Regions from separate parts of the Homo sapiens genome. Here region 1 is linked to region 2. A link is an interaction called in ENCODE POLR2A ChIA-PET data of the cell type or tissue named here. Cell type or tissue: Caco-2. All regions are shown on one strand. Links, peaks and the distances in the headings refer to the core of each region. The heading gives the core; the rest is flanking DNA. Region 1 overlaps LMX1B (LIM homeobox transcription factor 1 beta). Region 2 overlaps LMX1B (LIM homeobox transcription factor 1 beta).

What was found. ChIA-PET counts read pairs that join two places held together with the same protein. Peaks named below come from ENCODE experiments on the same cell type or tissue, not always from the same donor. Only the 100,000 strongest peaks of a DNase experiment are listed, where the experiment ranks them.
Region 1: POLR2A ChIA-PET joins it to region 2 with 5 read pairs; 3 of 35 experiments call an interaction of 5 or more read pairs at or near these places.

The regions. Positions count from the first base shown.
Region 1 is chr9:126,685,711-126,695,127 of GRCh38, forward strand. LMX1B (LIM homeobox transcription factor 1 beta) reads left to right here. Exons shown (of 8, transcript NM_001174147.2): 3 at 5,126-5,358; 4 at 7,432-7,613; 5 at 7,814-7,891; 6 at 8,036-8,102. Among named protein-coding and RNA genes, the nearest start is that of LMX1B, 76 kb to the left of the region's middle. RefSeq lists enhancers at 2,171-3,053, 8,585-9,355. In Caco-2, for the core only: a CTCF peak has its summit at 4,857 (motif pointing left); a DNase peak (open chromatin) is centred at 4,841.
Region 2 is chr9:126,626,738-126,636,389 of GRCh38, forward strand. The region is part of intron 2 of LMX1B (LIM homeobox transcription factor 1 beta); the gene reads left to right. Among named protein-coding and RNA genes, the nearest start is that of LMX1B, 18 kb to the left of the region's middle. RefSeq lists enhancers at 3,607-4,174, 4,175-4,742. In Caco-2, for the core only: no CTCF peak of the experiment used is centred there; a DNase peak (open chromatin) is centred at 4,725.

The DNA of each region.
Region 1 (9,417 bases), core at 1,418-9,417, 59 kb after region 2:
AGGAGATCTTGACTCAGCAAGGGTAGTAAGCGGAGAGTTAGGGTGGTAAGTCCTGGAGAGTTGATAACAGTGATCATGATCACCGTTTATTGAGCCCAGCCCTGTAAGGCAGCCTCTGTCATCATCCCCATTGGACAGATGTGGACAGAGGCTCAAGAGAAGGGACTTGTGCAAGATTCCAGTGCTAGGAAGTGATAGGGCTGGGATTCCAAGCCCGGTGCATGCAGTCTGGACCTTAAGATCTGGGCATGAAGACCTGCTTGGAGAAGCTGGAGTGCTCCCAGGACATTAGGAAGCCAATGTTACTGGAGGTGAAAGAATCAGCCATACCCTGTGTGTCTCTGCAGCTGCCAGTGATTTAAGTCGAGACCATCCTGGCTAACACGGTGAAACCCCGTCTCTACTAAAAAATACAAAAAATTAGCCGGGCGTGGTGGCGGGTGCCTATAGTCCCAGCTACTCGGGAGGCTGAGGCAGGAGAACAGCGTGAACCCAGGAGGCGGAGCTTGCAGTGAGCCGAGATCATACCACTGCACTCCAGCCTGGGCAACAGAGTGAGACTCCATCTCAAAAAAAAAAAAAAAAAGAAATTAATCAGATTAGTAATCCATGTTCAAATGCTCCTGAAAAAATTGGCTTTCAGAGTTTTGTTTATTAGCCTTATGAGTTTAATAAATTGAGCATTAAACAAATAAACCCGTAAAAACTCAGAGGATATGGAGATATCTTCTCACAGCCTGGGACTCTTCAAAGGAGGGACATCCCTGAAAATGGAATTTCTTACTCCATAATATCAGATGATCCCCTGGAGGGGAAAAATGTGTTTGGAGGTAGGGGAGATGTGTATGGCCACCCCCACCTTCTGGAGGCCGGGCTGATGCTGAGTAATAAGAACTTGAGGTGAATCGGGCCCCAAGTCTCAGGAAGAGACAGACATGGGCATGGTGCCCAGGGCCCAGGGTAAGGGCAGCTTATGAGCAAAGGCACATGGAGATGCACAGAGCAGGGAGGGAGTATCTGGAGTATCTGGTGATGCTGCCGTGTGACCTTAAAAGAGTGACCTGGCCTCTGCACCTTTCTGTGCTCATCTGTAAAATGGGAATGGAAACAGCATCTTCCTTTGAGGGTTCTGTGAGGATTGAATGAGGTGATGCAGGCAGCTGATAACTGAGCATTATTAGTCCTCAGTAATGTTCTGAGACTGATAACGGAGCCAGGAGTGCTCTGTCCAGATCAGGCCAAACAAGCTAGAAGGGCTGGCCGGAACCCGGGGTGGTGGTGAGAAGGAGGCACAGTGGGGCCCTGTAAACCCAGTCAGCGTCAGGGAGGCTGCCCCCAGGAATCATGGAGACTCTAGCAAGGGTGAGCAACAAAGGCGTTTTGGGCACACACCGAACAAAAGAAATGTGGGGTACCTGGAGTACCTTCTTCATGCCAGCATGGTGCCGAGGGCTTTAAATGCATCCAGCCCCTGCCAACAACCCCATGGTCGGGGATGATCATTCCCTTTTTTTTTTTATTTTTTATATATTTTTTGAGACGGAGTCTCTCTCTGTCGCCCAGGCTGGAGTGCAGTGGTGCGGTCTTGGCTCACCACAATCTCCACCTCCCAGGTTCAAGTGATTCTCTTGCCTCAACCTCCGGAGTAGCTAGGATTACAGGTGTGTGCCACCATACCCGGCTAATTTTTTGTATTTTTAGTAGAGACGGGGTTTCACCATGTTGGCCAGGCTGGTTTTGAACTCCTAACCTTAAGTGATCCGCCCGCCTCAGCCTCCCAAAGTGCTGGGATCACAGGCGTGAGCCACCGCGCTGGCCTGATCATTCCCATTTTATAGATGAAGAATTTGAGGTTCAGAGAGGTCAAATGCCTTGCCTAAAGCTGCACAGCAAGGAAGTTATGGAGGTTGTGCCCGCCACACCTGCTGCTTTACACTGACAACTCGCTACATCTTCATGCTGAGATGCAGGCAGTGTTGTCCAGCCCATTGTATAGATAAGTGAGCTGAGGCTCGAGAAGAAAAATTACTTGCCCGGTCACCAGCTAGCAAGTGGTGGGACAAGGCATGGAACTCAAGTCCATGTGATTCCAATGCCACCTGTCTGTGGCTGGGCCTTCTTCTCAGTGGCTGGCTCCATAGTCCTCCGTGGTGGGAGGCACGAAGAGAGGGGGAATGGGGGCTCACAGAGAAGAGGGAACCCCGCTGGTATCCCCAACCCCTCCCATACACGCCATTAGTCGCTCTCACCCCAGCACAGTAGACAAAGGCAGCCCCATAATTGGGAGTGAGTATTTCATGCATCCCCCCCGATGTTTTATTGGGTGGAGAGATGCTTGGAGACCAAACGGATGGCGCATTCTGTTTATAAAGTGCGCGCAGTTTGTTTTATTTCCTGAGTTTTTGCAATCTAGATAACAGATGATACCCTGAGTGGCTGGCGCTGCCTCTGTAATGGCGGCACTGAGCCTTTGGAGAAGTATTAATAATAGATTGTGTTGATGAGTTTGGAGAAAGTAGCAATCGACCCCCTGCTGCCAAGGCATTAGCGCGGCTGTTCTGAGCACAGCCAGCACTGTGGCTTTGACTGCAAATGCAGGTCACCCGCCCTGCTGCCCCTTCCCCAGCCTAAGAAGGTTTCCTCTCCGGGAGTCACCCAAGGTGTGCTGACCCTGGCCTGGGACCCTGGGACCGTGGCGCTCCCACGCTAGCAGCGACACGGCCAGTGTCTGTCCACTCAGAGGCCGCAGAGGTCAGGCTGCAGACCTTAGTGTGGCCACTAGGTCAGGTGGAGTGTGGGGAGGGGACAGAGGGGCAGTAGGGGTTGGGGGAGGACCACCCTCCATGTCAGAGCACCGGGTTCTACAAACCCAGGCTCCTTCCTCAGCCCCTCGGGAGAGCTGGACAGCCAGCCAGATTCCTAGGGCCTCTGCCTAAAGCTGTCACTGACAGTTGGGTAGGTTGTGCCCTGAACAAGGGGATTCAGCCAGAGGGCCAAATTAGAGCCAAAATCCAGCCCACATTCCCCTTGCAGAGCCATGCCCTGCAGGCTGGTGGGGTCCAGCATGCCCAGAGCAGAGCCTGGCCTCAGCCTCAGCTCACCCCAGGCCTTTACTCACCTACTCTGTAAACACTCACGGAGGCCCCCTTGAGGATCAGATGGGGCCAGGTCCTGTCTCATGGAACCCTGGTAGAGGTGGTAGAGTTGGGCACCAACAGGGACATGCATTGTCATTCTGCTGTGATACCCGTGTACTGAGTTACATGCTCAGCATCCTCGAATCCTGACAACAGCCTTCAGGAAGGGCTTGACATCTCCATTTTACAGGAGTAAACTGAGGTGGGGGACGCTGAGGGGAGCATAGAGGAGGCTACCTCCCCCAGACTGGGGCATCAGAGAAGGCTTCCCAGAGGAGGTGGCATTGGAGTTGGGCATTGCAGGATGAGTAGGAGCCTGCTGGGTAGAATAGAGGTGGGTGGCAGGGGTTGCTGGGGGTGCCCCCTGCTGAGTGCTCTGGCCAGTGCCCAGGCAGCATGCAGAGCTCCAAGTGGCCCTGCCCACTTCGCCCCACCAGCTCGCCGTGGGCGGTTCTGACGGCAGCTCCAGGAAGGGAGGCAGGCGAGTGCCTCCCATTTATGGCCATTTCTGTTCCAGAACCGATTAGTAGAGAATTGCAGCTGTAATCTGTGCCCGTGATGGTGGGCCATAAAGAGGGATGGGATGTGCACAGCGCTCCCAAGGTGGCGCCCGCAGACATGGCCCGGGGACGCCGGGAATGAAAAATGGTTTTAATTCCCTCCCAGCAGCAATAATTTGATTCTTCATAAATTTTTCCATCAAAGTGTTGTTGAGCTGAGTTCCCACAGAGCAGGACACGTGACAGGGTGGGGGAGTGTCGGGAGGAGCGGTCAGCAGACACAGCAGAGGAGGGGCCGTGCTGCCCAGCCCTCCTGCTAGTGCTGACCAGGGCCCGGAGACCACCTCTCCCGGCCCTCGTTTGTCTGCAGAGATGATGGGAGATGGGAGATGGAATCACGTTGTCATGTGGAAGCTGGATTAGGCCCAGCCTGGGAGTTGCCTCCAGCATTTACTACCCATGCGACCCTGAGCAAGCAACTCTGCCTCTTAGCACCTCAATTTCCTCATCTCTAAAATGGGGTTAATGTTCATTCTTTTCTTGCAGGGTTGTTGCAAGGATTAAATGCGTCTCTGCATATAAGATGCTTAGAGCAGGGCTGGCACTCTATACGTGCTCAGTGAATATCTGTTCGTGATGGAGATGCGTAAGCTGAGACGGAGGGATGGGAAGGTGTTAGCCAAGCCAAAGGACAGAGAAAGATGGGTCGAAAGATGGCTGCCATGATAGTGCTCTGGAGAAACTGCAGGCTGTTCTTTGGGGCTGCAGCCTGGGGAAGCAGAGGGTAGAAAGGGAAGAGGCGGGATCATGAAGGGCCTTGAGTGCCAGCCTCAGGAGCTCGGATGGTCTCCTAAGGGCACTAGGGAGCCATGGAAGAGTCTGGAGCAGGGAAGCAGCTTGATCCGATTTGTATTTTAGAAAGATCCCCCTGGCTCCTGTGTGTGTGACGGTTCCTGTGTGGGCTGGGGTTTGAAGGATTGAAGGGGCCAGGAGCCCAGAGAGGGGACCAGGCAGTTGCTCGGGCAGGAGAGGAGGGGCCCAGGCTGGGCAGTGGGTTGGGCAGGGCTGGGAATTGCTTGGATGTGTTGGTGAGGGAGGATCAGAGGAGAGGCAGACCAGGGAGCTGAGGTAGAAAGGATCCTTTCCAGCCAGGGGCTGACCTGGCCCCCAAGGAAAGTTTGAGTGGACCCTCCACACTGCCCTCTTGTGGCCACCGTGTCTCTGAGCTGGAAGGGCCCTGAGCTGCCACGCCCGGGACAGGTGACTCTAGGCAGGATGCCAGCACCCACCCCAGGGCCACTGGGGGCCTGTAGGCAGAAGAATAGGGCTGCAGGGCCCTTCTGCTGTCTGACCTGGTGCCCAAGGAGGGCCTCTCCCTCCCACCTGGGCCTGAGGGTCAGGGTGGCAAGAGGGAGAGGCCCTCGGCAGGAGTGGCCTCTGGGAGGGACTTCTGAGCACCGCCAACACGCCCGCTTTGTGCATCCGCAGGCTCTTCGCGGCCAAGTGCAGCGGCTGCATGGAGAAGATCGCCCCCACCGAGTTCGTGATGCGGGCGCTGGAGTGCGTGTACCACCTGGGCTGCTTCTGCTGCTGCGTGTGTGAACGGCAGCTACGCAAGGGCGACGAATTCGTGCTCAAGGAGGGCCAGCTGCTGTGCAAGGGTGACTACGAGAAGGAGAAGGACCTGCTCAGCTCCGTGAGCCCCGACGAGTCCGACTCCGGTGAGGCCTGGCCTGAGCTGGGGGCAGGCCTCAGGGACGGGGGTTGCTGGGGTGTCCTGGAGGGGAGTCCCGGCTGGAGAAGCCACCTCCTGCTTCCAGGACCTGAGCTGCACACAGATGGTACATGCATATCCAGATGCACACGCGCACTGACGTGTCCACCTGTGTGCACATGATACGAACATGCATCCCCCCAGGCACACTACCCCTGAGACCTACGCATCCATACATATAAACATATGTGTGATCACATGTGTGCACACAAGCACATAAAATGCATGCAGGAATACCCCTACCCTGAGTATGGATACATGTACATGTATGTGGAGATATGTGTTCACATACCCGGGAATTCAAAAGCCACACCCAGGTCCACACACACAAGTGTACACACTTAAGCATACATACACATACACACATGACACAGCACACTTGTGCACTAAACACCGGTCCACATGGCTGCACATATATGTTTGTCCACATGCTCACATGTACTGTGGATTGTGCTTGTGTGCACACACACACCTCTTGTTCTCTGGCCCACCCCCCTTACCCTCTCTGCCTTGATGGCCCCCCACCAACCCGCAGCCCAGCTCCACAGGGGTCTTCACCAGCACCCAGTCCACAGGCTGGGGATGCCTGAGAGGCAGGGAGATGATGTGCCTTCCCCTTCTCAGCCCCCTGGAGCCTTCAGCAGTGAGAAGCAAACAGCCTCGAGCCAGCCTCTGTTTCCCAGCCGAAGGGAGGGGGCTGGGCCCTCTGTGCTGGAGGGAAAGACCCCATTTCCCAGGGTGAAGGACCCTCCCTCCTCTGCTCTAGCCCCCAAAAGGACGAGGCCAATTTGAAGGCCTCCTGGCAGACAGGGCAAGCCCAGCCAGGAGTGAGCCTTAAGGAGGGAAAGCCCAGGAGGTGGCTTTGGTCCTTGTTCTTCCTGGGAACAGTGGGGAAGGACTGGAGCAGGAGGCATGGAGAGGAGGTGTCCCGGTCTGCCAGGCCCCATGGGTAACCTGGAGCCCTCCGGCAACAGGATCTGCCACATGGGAAGGGTTTTCCATGGCCAGGGCCTGCGTGGAGGCAGTGAGCCCACCACCATCTGTCCCTACCCATCCCTGGGCAGGGCACTGCTGCAGCCAGCTCCATGGCTTCCAGCTGCCTGGACTCCTGAGGAAGAGCAGAGGCTGGCCAGCCCCAGCAGAGGGGGTCTCAGTGGGAGGAGATCACCCGCCTCATACTCCAAGAACAGGATTGAAGAAAGGAGACCAGCCTGGGGGGCAGCGGGAGGCCCAGTGGTGGCTGGGGAGGCTTGGCCATCCATCTGGGGCTGCTGGCATTTCTGAGACCCAAACCTGGGGCGGGGAAGTGCCATGTGTGCATGGTGGGTGTGGCTGTAGCACTGGGAGAATGCACATGCTTCCGCACGCTGTGTGTGTCTGTCCAGATGCATGCATGCCTGTACGTTCCTGCCCGTGAGCATGGGCCCATGTGTGTGAATACGCCTGTGAGTTGCACGCGTGAGGGCCTTTGTGAGCCCACGTGTATGTGGCAGCAGGTGAGTGTGCATCTTACGAGTGTGTGCGTGCATACGCTGTGGTCAGAAGCACTCTTGTGTGAATATCTGTGGTGTGTGTCTTTGCTTGCACACTTTCGTGTATGTCCACACAGCCATGTGCACAACCGTGCGTGCACCTGTCTGCCTGTTCCCCGAGTGGGCCTGCCTTCCTGAAAGTGTGTGCAGCCACATGTACGTGTGTGCATGCCTGTGCTGTGGTTGTCCGAGGCGCACCTGTGTGAGTTCCTGTGCAGGTGTGCCCTGCGGCCCAGGATGAGGGAGTGAGGCGTGTGTGCCGGGGAAGGGACTCGCAGGGTACAGCAGGCAGGAGACCAGGGCCCAGATGAGGTAGGGCCTGTGGGCCACGGGAGGGAAGGAGATCTTATCCTGGGCCACTGGGGAGCCACGGCAGGTGTCAACAGAGGGGACAGGCTCCCATCGGGCAGCAGGTTGCCGAAGGGGACAAGGCTGAGGCCTGGGCTGCCCCCGCCCCTTCATCACAGGCCGGGTTGTGTCCCCCACAGTGAAGAGCGAGGATGAAGATGGGGACATGAAGCCGGCCAAGGGGCAGGGCAGTCAGAGCAAGGGCAGCGGGGATGACGGGAAGGACCCGCGGAGGCCCAAGCGACCCCGGACCATCCTCACCACGCAGCAGCGAAGAGCCTTCAAGGCCTCCTTCGAGGTCTCGTCGAAGCCTTGCCGAAAGGTGAGGGGCGGCCGGGGGGCGGGGCTCAGGCTGATGCCCGCACACCCACTGCCTTTCTGGAGACCACCCCCTGCTCCTGCTGGGGGTAGGGACATCCCTCCATCCTCCATCTCTCCGCACATCCCATCATACCCCTAAACCCACCATCTCCCCGTTGCTGCCCCTGGAGGGCCTGACCTGTTCCCCTCTCTCTGAGCCAGGTCCGAGAGACACTGGCAGCTGAGACGGGCCTCAGTGTGCGCGTGGTCCAGGTCTGGTTTCAGAACCAAAGAGCAAAGGTAAGAGGCCACCCCCCATCCCCACTGGCCCCGGGTAGGGTGGGACTAGAGGGGGCAGCCAGAAGACTACGGTCCAGGGGGCGTGGGGCTGGCTGTGCCTGGGGGCGAGGGGCAGCACCGGCCTGAACTGCGCTCTCCCTGCAGATGAAGAAGCTGGCGCGGCGGCACCAGCAGCAGCAGGAGCAGCAGAACTCCCAGCGGCTGGGCCAGGGTGAGCCGGGGCCGGGGCAGGGCCTGGGCCAGGGTGAGCTGGGGCCGGGGCCAGGGGTGGGCCTAGGCCAGGGTGAGCTGGGGCAGAGGCTGGGGCTGGGTGAGCCTGGGCCAGGGCTGGGACCGGGGCTGCACCTGTCCCAGGGCTAGGGACAAAGGGGCCCGGGATGTTTCTTTTAACAAAACTTCTCAAAAGCCTTCCACCAAGGCCATCAGATCCCAGGGAACTTCTGCTTTAAAACCACTGAGACAGAGAAATAGAGAAGCCATGGGGACTAGGGGACCCAGGGAGGAGAGATGGCAGAGTGGCTGCCTGGAGGGTTGGCAGAATTTCTGCAATCAGAACAGCAACAGTCTACTCACACTCACTGCGTGCAGACACGGGTCTCAGCCTTCAGCACACCCCATCTCACCCTGTCCTCATAAATCACTGCAAGGGGGGGTATTGCCATGTCCCATTTCACAGATGAGGAAACTGAGGGACTGCCTGGGATCCCTCAGCCAGTAAGGCAAAGCTGGACCTCAGCCCCAAGCCTGGAGCTCAAGCCTGTACCTTTAACAGGATGACACTACCCCACTGCCGGAATTCTGCAGACAAAGCTTGTCAGGGCGTGAAGGGCCTGGGGAGTCGGGAGGGACTAGCTGCAGGGGCATGAGTCAGGCCCCCTCATCACTGGGCTTTACCAAAAATCGTGTTTCCACATCAGAATCTTGAGCCAGGGCTGGTCTCCTGGGCCTTCAAAGCCATGAGGGAGGAGCAGGGAGCTCCCTGGGACTGCTGAAGCAGGCGGGGGACAGAGCTGCCTGCGCCCTGGTGAGAGGGAGGCTTCTGGGCAGGTGCCAGGGCACCAATGGGCAGATACCAGGGCACTGGGGGCCAGGCCAGTGTCCCAGGCTGGACTTGGCTTCTAATGACACAGCCTTAGTGCCTGCTGCTTCCTCGCTTCCCCCTCTGCCCCTCCTGGGGCTGCAGTCACTGCCTCTGGTCTCCCAGCCATGTCCTGGGCTATGTCTCACCCCTCAGTGTTCCTAGCTGCTTCCTGGACACAGCCTCCCTGAGAAGGTCCCACAGTCCCCCCAGCTCATCCCAACCCATGCCGTATGCTCCATCCTGCCCACACGCACATGGCATGCCCTGCTCCTCCCCACCCTTCTCTGCAAATGGCACCACCATCCGCCCTGTCCGAGCCAGGAACCAGGAGTCACCTCTGACCTTCCCCATCCCACACTGCTGATCCACTGAGGTGCCAAGTTGGGGAGTGAAGTCTTCTCATGTCTCTCGCACCCTCCTAGGAGCTGTCTCTCCCACAGCCACC
Region 2 (9,652 bases), core at 1,154-9,153:
GCGGAGCAAACTCTGCGGATTAGGTTTCAGCGCCTCCGCCCCACCCCCAGCCCCGCGGCGGTGATTTGTGTGCGGGGGTCTGTGACCCTGCAAGCATCAAACGGCCCGCGGGAACCGGCCGAGTTCAGAGGGACAGTGGGCCGAAGGGCGGCCTAAGACAACGCAGATGGTTCCTATCAGCCCGGCCGGGCCCGCAGCGTCCGCCGGTCCGTCCGGGCTCCTCTGCAGGGAAGAGGCCTTGGTCTTGGGGGAGGCCCCCGCCTGAGCATTGATAAGGGTCTGGACGCAACAGCCCACGCCCAGTCGGCTCCAGTGGAAAGGAGGCCTCGGAGACTGGTGTCAGAGGGTTCCTTGGCCAGGCTGTCCTGACCTCACTGGGCTCAGGAGGAGCCTGATGTGCCTGGTCACCAGAGTGGCCTCTGAGTAGGGACCAGCAGGAAGAGAGACCCCCCGGTCTCCTCCCCGTGGCCGGGTTACCCTGTCCCTGCCCTGCAGGCAGCTGAGGCTCATCCACGATATAGTGCCCCTCCCCCAGGGACCCTTCTTCCCTTTTTTACTCAGAGAGGTGCCCTGCCCTGCCCTCAGCCTGCTTGCTTCTGACTTCATTGATTCTATGCAGTGATAGAATGCCCTGCTTCTTCCTGCCAGCTGGAGCCCTTCTGCTTGGCTTGAGCTAACTTTGAGGGACTCTTCCATTTTCTCCCTCCTGTCCCCAAGGGAAAGCAGAGAAGGAGGCTCACTCATGCCTTGGCCCAGAGCCTTGCCTTGGTGCTGGGAGCCCTGCTTGGTCAGGGTGGGAGGGGCTCTTCCCCCACCAGCCCTGGCCTCTGAGCCTGCTCCCCTTCTTTCCCCAGAGCTGGAGCAGGGCTGTCAACCTCAGCAGTCCCAGGCCTCCCTGGCCTGATTTCCAGGGCCTGGCCTTCTGCGTGGCCTCCAGTGACCACAGTTGAGTGCAGCAGGGCCACACTCACAGGGACCTTGGGCTGCTTTAGGATATCCCAGCTAAAGGGCTCTTCAGGATCCCAGTAGAAATGGGAAAACCAAGGTCCAAGTGCAGCTAGGACTTGTCCTGTTGTAGCAGAGCAGAGGCGGAAATCCCAAGCTGCACGCTACCAGGCTTGGGGGCTGTGTGGCAACTCCACAGTCCTTTTGAGAACCCTCTCCCAGACTCTGGCTTTAACACTGGCCTACTCTGTCTTCCCTGGGCCCAGGTCTCAGGGATGGGAAGGTTCTTCAATCCCAGCTCTTTAAGAAGGGGTGACAGGTGGACCTGGACAATGAAATGATTTTGAGAGTTTTCTGGATAACACGGGGCCACGTGGCTTGGGAATGCGGTCTACTAAACTGGGACCTTGGGGGACAAAAGCCAGGTGAGGACAGTGCCACATCCCACCATCTTTCTTGTCTCTGACTCCCGCATACCCTGGGCTTGGCCCTTCCTGTCTATAGTGGGTCATGGGGAGGCCAGAGGCCTGGCTGGGGACTCAGAGGGCCAGTGGGCTGCTAGGACCTCTCAAGACTCCATCTCCCAGGGTCCCTGCCTCAGGGGAGCAGCCGGCTGGGTCATCTGTGCACAGAAGACACATCTGTCCTCCACATGTTGCAGGCCGAGCAGAGGACATGTGGTTTGGGTCGTGTTATCTTAATCATATTTATTAGCCAATCCTGGGGGAAAAAAGAGTTTGATATTGTTATGATTCGGAAAAGGTCCCCAAATCTACAAGGCGACAGATCAGGAGAGGCCGCCAGCAACAGCCAGGTCTCAGCTGGGTTCAGGACATGGCTTTGGAAGTTCTTTGGGTTGTCTTAGAGCGATGGAATCTCTACGCTGCGAAACAACACTTAACCGCTTTCATTTTCCCAGAGATCTGAAGCGAAATTAATTACCCCGCCTTGACTGATAGTTGTTCTGTTGGAGTATGGTTCTAATCCTTATTAACATTCTCTAAAGTCAGGCATGAAATATGACTTTTATACCACACTCTTTGGCATATGTTTTTCTTTTCCAGGAGATTTTTCAGGCTATCTCTAAGCCTCACTGCTGTTCATTATTTTTGCCATAGGTCTAAAGTTGCCATCCCCAAAGCTAGTCCCGCACAGAGCACAGCCAAGCGGGGAGGGGGGTGTGGGAGGAATGACACATCTCTGCTTGCGACGCAAATTGCTTCTGATTATTGAGCTTTGAATATTTTTCTCCATCGTGTTTTTATTAAAAACTCCAGCATATTTACGCTTGATGGTGTCTTCAATTAGATTAAAAAAAAAAAAAGCAGGGGTTCCCCTTTCTATAGCAGTATGTAAGGAAAATAGTTATGACCACAAAATTACCATCCAAACCTGGTTCTAGTAAAGCCAGTCCTGCTTTGACAAGCCCAGCAGGCTGGGTGCTTTTTTTCTAAGCGTTCCAGCTGCTAGGGAAACAGACCAGAGAGGAAGCCCACAGAAGCCTCCATTCTGCACGGTACTTGGGGCACCTCTCAGGACCTAACACTTCCCAAGTTTGTGAGCCGCAGAAGGAAGCCCAGCTGCTTGGGGCTTTCTGACGGGCCGGGCAGACCTGGAGCATGCACGACAGCAGCAGCAATAATAACGCCAGCTGATGCTTGTTTAGCACTTGTGGTCCATCAGGCACTGCTCTCAGCACTTTCCATTCTTTAATGACACTACGACATGGCTTCCATTATTATTTGCATTTTCAGGTAAGACAACCGAGGCACAGAGAAGTTAAGTAACTTGCCCAAGGTCACACAGCTAGTAAATGGAACCCAGGCATTGTGTCACGAGAAAACTTTCAGCAGCCTTTTGGGAGGGTGGAGTCTGGCCTCTGGCTGGGGTTGGTGCCCCGATGGTGGGCTGGTACTGCAACCCAATGTTGTTTGTTGAAGAAATGGCTCCTAATGAATGGCCAGTGTTCATTTTATGCTGCTTGTGGTAAAGCTTTGATGGGGATTCACTCACTGAATCTTCTTACTGCTCTGGGGGCAGGTTTTATTAATATTATTTCCCATTTTGCCAACATCAAAGCTTGACTTGGGTGCAGTGATTTCCCCAAGGTGGCAAGCTGATGATTGCCAGCTTCAGATGGCACCCTAGATCTTGATGAGACTTCCTAAAAGCACTGTGGTTGGCCGGGTGTGGTGGCTCATGCCTGTAATCCCAGCACTTTGGGAGACCAAGGCGGGTGGATCATGAGGTCAGGAGATCGAGACCATCCTGGTTAACACGGTGAAACCCCGTCTCCACTAAAAATACAAAAAAATTAGCTGGGCGTCATGGCAGGCACCTGTGACCTACTCGGGAGTAGCTCCCAGCTACTCGGGAGGCTGAGGCAGGAGAATGGCGTGAACCCGGGAGACGGAGCTTGCAGTGAGCCGAGATTGCGCCACTGCACTCCAGCCTGGGCGACAGAGCAAGACTCCGTCTCAAAAAAAAAAAAAAAAAAAGCACTATTGTTTGCCTGGGTTTCCAGGTGACAGAATTGGGGCTCAGAGGGGTGAAGCCACACACCTAGGGCCACACAGCCAGTGGGGGGCTATGCAGCACAGAGTCAGCATCTGCGGGTGCCACAACCTGCCCTTGGAACCACTTCTCAGCTCCCGGGAACCCAGGCTTGGGGGAGCACCTGCACTGAGCCTTCTCAGTGGGTCTGACTTGGCCTGAACAACTCTCCTGGCAGTAGGCAGGGCACATTTCATCACTGGGGGGGAGGGTTGTTATCTGTGACCTGTCTGGTGCCAAACAGGCATGGCGTCATCCCTTCCAAACCCCATTTTACAGGGGAGGAAATTAAAGCACAGAGAACCTAAGTGTCTTGCCCTAGGTCACACAGCTAGTTAGCAGCTGATGGGAATCACACTCAGGTGGCCTGTCTTTGGGGCGGTGCCTCTCAGAGAGAGGCTCTGAATCATCATCTTCGTCCTCAGTGTTGTCAGCTTTATGCATGACCACCCCTGAGTGCCTTCTGAGTACTTTGCAAATATATAGTGAAAGCAGCGAGATTCAGAGAGGGAAGGTGATTTTCCAAGGATTACACCACAGGGTGGGGCCGGCCAGGGTCTGCCCTCCTGCCCAGGATAGTGGAAGTCCATGCCATGGATGGGAGCGTGGCCAGCCCTCACAGGGCCACCTTTACCCCTGCAGTGCCTTCCTGGCTCCGGGCTGCCGGTGCAGCAATTCAGGGCAGGCGTTGTCTGGCCTTTGAAGGGACGGCTGTCTGAGTGTGTCACTTTGAACTGCAAAGGGGCCTGTGGTGAGGGCTCGGCCCCCTCCCACGTGCCCCCGCCTGCCCACCCCTCCAGCTCTGGTTCTAGTCGGCAGGCCTGGAGCCAAAGGGGCGGGCAGGGCAGTGGCCCCCCTGTGGGATGTCAGCCTGATAAGTGAGCAGCGACAGACCCCTGGAGGAGGATGGAGCTGGCCGCCCACTGGTTGGGCTGTCCCACGTGGCAAGAGTTCAGGCCAGTCCCCGAGGTGCCATCCTCCCACAGACATGCCCTTACGGCTGCAGAGAAACATCTGCCTGAACGTCAAAAGATTTAAATTAAAATAACAGTAATGATAGTAATAATAATGATTTGTAAAAGGAAACATCTTGCCTTGGGGCACAGGGAGCATCAGGGACTCAACCCTGTGTTCTGCTTGGGGAGTGCTCGTGGCAGGAGGTCAGGAAGAAGAGGTATTAGGTAAGAGACCTAATGCCTATTAGGTCTGGGCTGCTGATTCCCAGGAGTCCAGCTGGGGGCCTTTTGAGTTGCTCAGCTTCCTGGCTCAGCTCGGCCGGCCGGGATGGGGCAGGCCTATCCTGCCCACAGAGAGCTCCCAGGCTAAGTGGGTGGGTGGGGTGAGGTGGGGATAGGGGCGAGGGCAGAGCTGAGCAGAAATGAGGCCAGCACAGTCCCTGTGCCTGCAGTTATTGGCTCTTGGATTTTGTGACCCCAGAACTGATTCCTTGAGAGGCCGAGAACTTAACCAGATTTTTCACCAGTGCTTTGGAACCTCAGGTTTTACCACTTCCCGCTGTGTGACCTTAGGTTAGAGGCTTTAAATTCCCTGTGCCTCAGTTTCTTCAAAGTTTACTAAGGACCAGACCCCTGCCTCCGGGTAAGGATGATTCAGAGGGAGCAGATGCCATTCCTCTTTAGGTGAGTGGTTCCTGCCGATTTTGTTACTGATGCTCCCACAGTCCTTTGTGCTGGGCCTCAAAGGGGGCCACCTTTGACCATATGTATTGGGTCTTAGCTAGAAAAGGGAACGGTAGGTGCGCAGTTCGTACTGAAAGAAAGTATAAGGGTCTAGAGCTGGGCTGGACTCTGGGCTTGGCCTCTTTCTAGCTGTGTGACCTTTGACAAATTCCTTAGCTTCTCAGAGCCTCCACTCTCTCGCAAGCAAAATGCACGTAAAGAACCTACCTTCCAGGTTGTGGGGAGAGCGAGATGAGATGCTGTGTTCAAAGAGCCATACCAGTCCATGGGAGCCGTTTTTCTTAGAGGGAAGAGTTGTGGGCAGGGGCCTCGTTAGTCACACAAGAAGGCAGCAAGAGTGTGTGCCAGCTTACGCCAGGCAGGTGCCCGTGAGATGGGAGGCTGCAGCTTGGGAGGATTTGGGGAGGGCATTCCAGGAGGGGGCCCTGGCAGCAGGAATATTGGGGGTTAAATGGGTGGGCTGGGACAGTGAGTCTGGCGGAGGGGCTGCCGAGGGGCTGCTGGGACTGGAGGCTGCAGAGCAGGGCAGGAGCCTGTGGCTGTGCTCGGGCGTTTGGATTTTATCCTGTGGGCAGGAGGGAGCTATTGAAGGTTATTGGACAGGGGAGTGACAGGAACTGGAGAGGCACTTTATGGAGCTGATGCTGGCAACATGTGCCTGGGATTAGACCGGCGGGAGGAGGCTATTGCCACCTTGGAGGTGAGGGTAGTTGCGGGAACCAGAGAGGGAACAGGGCACAGGGAGGGTCACAGAGGCCTGGGGCTTGGAGCTGGGGTGGCTGGAACCCCAGGTACTCAGCTGCCTGGCTAAGGCCTTGAGGTCCTGAGCACTCTGGGCTGGTCCCAGCAGGGGTGACCCACTTAGCTGGGTCCCTGGAAGAGCCGGCTTGACCTGTGCAGCCCCACTGGGCCCCACACCCAGAAGGGCCCTTAGCTTGGTTTAATGCTCCTGCTGTCACACTCTTGAGATTCTTAACTTTTGAACAAGTGGCTCTGCCCCTGCCTTTTCATTCTGTGCTGAGCCCCGCAGGCGAGCCCCCAGCTCACCTGCCATTCCCACATGTCCCAGACACTTGCCCACATCAAGGTCTTACTCAGGCTGTGGTGGTTGCCCAGGAGGCGTCCCCTGGCCTCCATCATCCTTTCTTCTTCTGGAAAACTCTCCCTACTCCCAAGGCCTGGCACAAGAGTCACCGGTTTCATGGAGTCTCTCTGGCTCTGAGCCCCACCCCCGTCCTCCAGGCTTGGATCTGTCCTGTAGCACTTGCTAGAGGTGCAGAATCCTAGATCTGTGAGGGAACTCGAACTCTCGAGGTGAAGCCCATGAGTCTACATTTCCAGATGGCCCCTGGGGGAAGCCTTGCCTGCTGAGGTATGACAACCTCTGCCCAGGGTACCTCCAAGCCTGGCACAGGGCCTGGTACTTGGTAGGTGCATCCGTGTGTCATGTCATTGTGAAGGAATGAATGAACGGTGCTTACCTGTCCATCTGGATGGATGAAGCTCCCTGGGCCTAGCTCATTGCCTGGCATGGGTGGGTGGGTTGCAGCAAGTCTCCACAGGACAACTGGGAGGACACCTGGCCAATCCTGGGGACTGGCTGGGGCAGGGTTCTTCTTCTTCCTGAAACCTCGGGACATGGGGGCCAGGCTGGGGGATGGAAGGGCAAAATTAGTACCCTCCGGGAGATGGGAAGTGGGCAGAGGCCACGGAGTCCACCAGCACATCCTCCCTGTAGCTGTCCCCTCCTCCGAAAGGACTACCCACTCCTGACATGGTTATACAGCACGCACATAATTATACAGCATGATGGAAGAAGAGAATTTGATTGTTATTTCCAGAGCCTTTACCCTGTGCAGCCACTGATTTAAGGATCACATTATTTCATTCAACCGTAAGCCTCATAGTCTGTGAGGCAGAGCCTGTTATTATCCCCATTTCAGCGATATGGAGACTGAGGCACAGAAAGGGGTAGTCGGCAGTCCAAATTCACACAGCTTTGTGTGACCCCTCTGCCAGTTGGCCTCCGAGATGCCTCATTCCCCCTGTGCCTCCCGCTTTTGATGCCTCGGGGATACACCTGGCACAGTATGTACTCAGCGAATGTTTGGGGAAGGCAGGAGGGAGGGAAGAAGGAAGCCCAGCTCACTCATCCAACCGGAAGGACCCCTGCTCCAGGCAGGACTGGAATAACGCCAGGACTCCAAATGAGCAAGATAGTCCCAGCCTGGCCTGCCTGGGATAAGGAGCGGGCAGGGAAACCCAGAGGAGAAGCACTGACTTTGGCAGGATGGGGCATGTGAGGGCACCTGGAAGGCACTGTGGTGAAGCCCGGGACTGGAAAGCCTTCTTGCCCAGCAGTGACGGGGTCGCCATGGAGAGGCCTCACCGGGCAGGTCTCTGAAGCCAGCGTCAGTTTCATACAGGCATTCCAGAAATACATGTGGAACTTCCTCCCTCCACGCCCTGTGTGGGTATCAGGGAGGCATGGGGAAGAAAACGCTCCAGGTCCTGCCCTCGGCTGCCACCATGGTGCTGAACAGGGTGAGTCTAGCCAAGGAGATGCCAGGAGCAGACCCGGTGCACAGTAGGTGTTCAGGGACTGTCCCCATGGAGATTTTCAGTTACCCACCTCCTGCATTAGCCTCTGGTGCCAGGTTCTGCACACCCCCCCCACAATGCCACATCCATGAGCCACTGTCTTGAGTCCTTTGACCTCTCTGAGCCTGAAGTTAGTCATCTATAAAATGGGTACAGCTATTCCTACTGTCCAGGTTGTTGTAGGGATTAATTTTGTAGCGATTAATCCAGGGGAGGGCCCCGCTGCGAGTGTACCTGGAAGAAGGGGTGCTGCCTGGAGAGGTGGGAGAGCTTTTACCAGGCAGGTGACATTTGGAGTCACGAAAGGGGAGGAGGAGGGCTTTGCAGGTGTGGGGTACAGTGTGGGCCAAAGCCCAGAGACATGGAAGCCTGTGGCCTGTTAGAAGCACAGGGCTCCCCGCTCCTTCCCCTCTCCTCTCTGCCCCTGGCTGTCCTCTCACCCTCAAGCCGGTGCCAGTGTGGCTCTGCAGATTTGCTTCTAAGCCCTAGCACCCGCTGCATGCCAGCCAGGCACAAGCGCCATATGAAGCCTGCTGATGGCCTGGGAGACAGGTGTTACTGTCATTCCCATTTCACAGATGAGGGGACTGACACCCAAAACCCAGAGGCCACTTACCCAGGGCCACACGGCTGGGGAGCTTCACCACCAGGTCTGACTCCAGCTCCTGCTCACCCTTCCCCCAGCCCTCCCACTCCTCTTCTAGTCAGCTACTTGCCCCCACTCGCTCATTGCCCACACAGGGAGCAGGCCCGGGGCTTACACAAAGGCAAGGGAGGTAGACGGCTAGGACTTGGAAGACTGAGAACAGCTACATAGAGGAGGCGGGCACGAGAAGCTTCTGCAAAACCAGTTGCAGTCGGAGGAGATGCTATGGCGAGGGCACTCCAGGCTGAGGGCACTGCCTGGGCAAAGGCATGGAGGCTGACAAGCCCAGCCACGCTGATGATTGATGTCACAGCACAGTCACACACATGACCTTTGAGATTCGGGGGAATAACTGTTTCGGAGGAGGCTGGCGGTCTCAACCTTGGTTCCATCATTTTCTGCCACTTACCCTGTTTTTTTCACCTGTAAAATTGTTATTCTAAAAACCCAAATCAGGGGTTCCAGCAAACGGGGAAATGATAGCTGCTAGATGATGATTAGCCAAGTCTCACAAAATTGCAGCTCAAGAAACTGGGGCTCTGAGAGGTTAAGTTCCTGCTCCGAGGCCACCCAGCTGAGGAGTGAGTTGTTTGGATTAGGGCCTGACTAAGTAGCACCAAGGACTGCACATCTTAGGTGCCATGAGCTGTGGCCTCTCAAAGGAAAGGAGGGGAGGGCCTGAGGCTTAACTGAACACTTGCAGGCTGAGCCAGAACCTGCCCTGTGGGCTGCCAGGCCTTCAGGGGTGTGCAGGGAGAGGCGTCCCACTCCCATGGCCCAGGGAGGAGCACTGGGGACGAGTGATGGGAGTGGCAGCCACTTCCTGCTAGAAGACAGCCCAGTGAGTTCCCTGGGTGTCCTTTACCCTGGAGCCCTCCCCTCTATGAGCCTTTTGGACCCAAGACTGCAGGCCCCACTCTCACTGAGGCTAGGACACCACAAGCAGCTTCCTCCCTTCCTCCTTTCTGATATTTGCTGAGGCTGCTGTGTGCCTTGTCCTGGGTACTAAAGACACAAGGCAGACACAGCCCTCCCCAGTGGCAGTAGCTTGTAAAGGCCCTGATGGAGAGAACACAGGGCATTGTGGTCCCAGAGGATAGGGCTCCTCACCCAGACTTAGGGGCTGGAAGAGGGCTTCCTGGAGGGAGAGCTGTTGAAGCTGAGAGCAGAGGAATTATCCAGGGAAAGAGGGCAGGAGAGCAGGTTT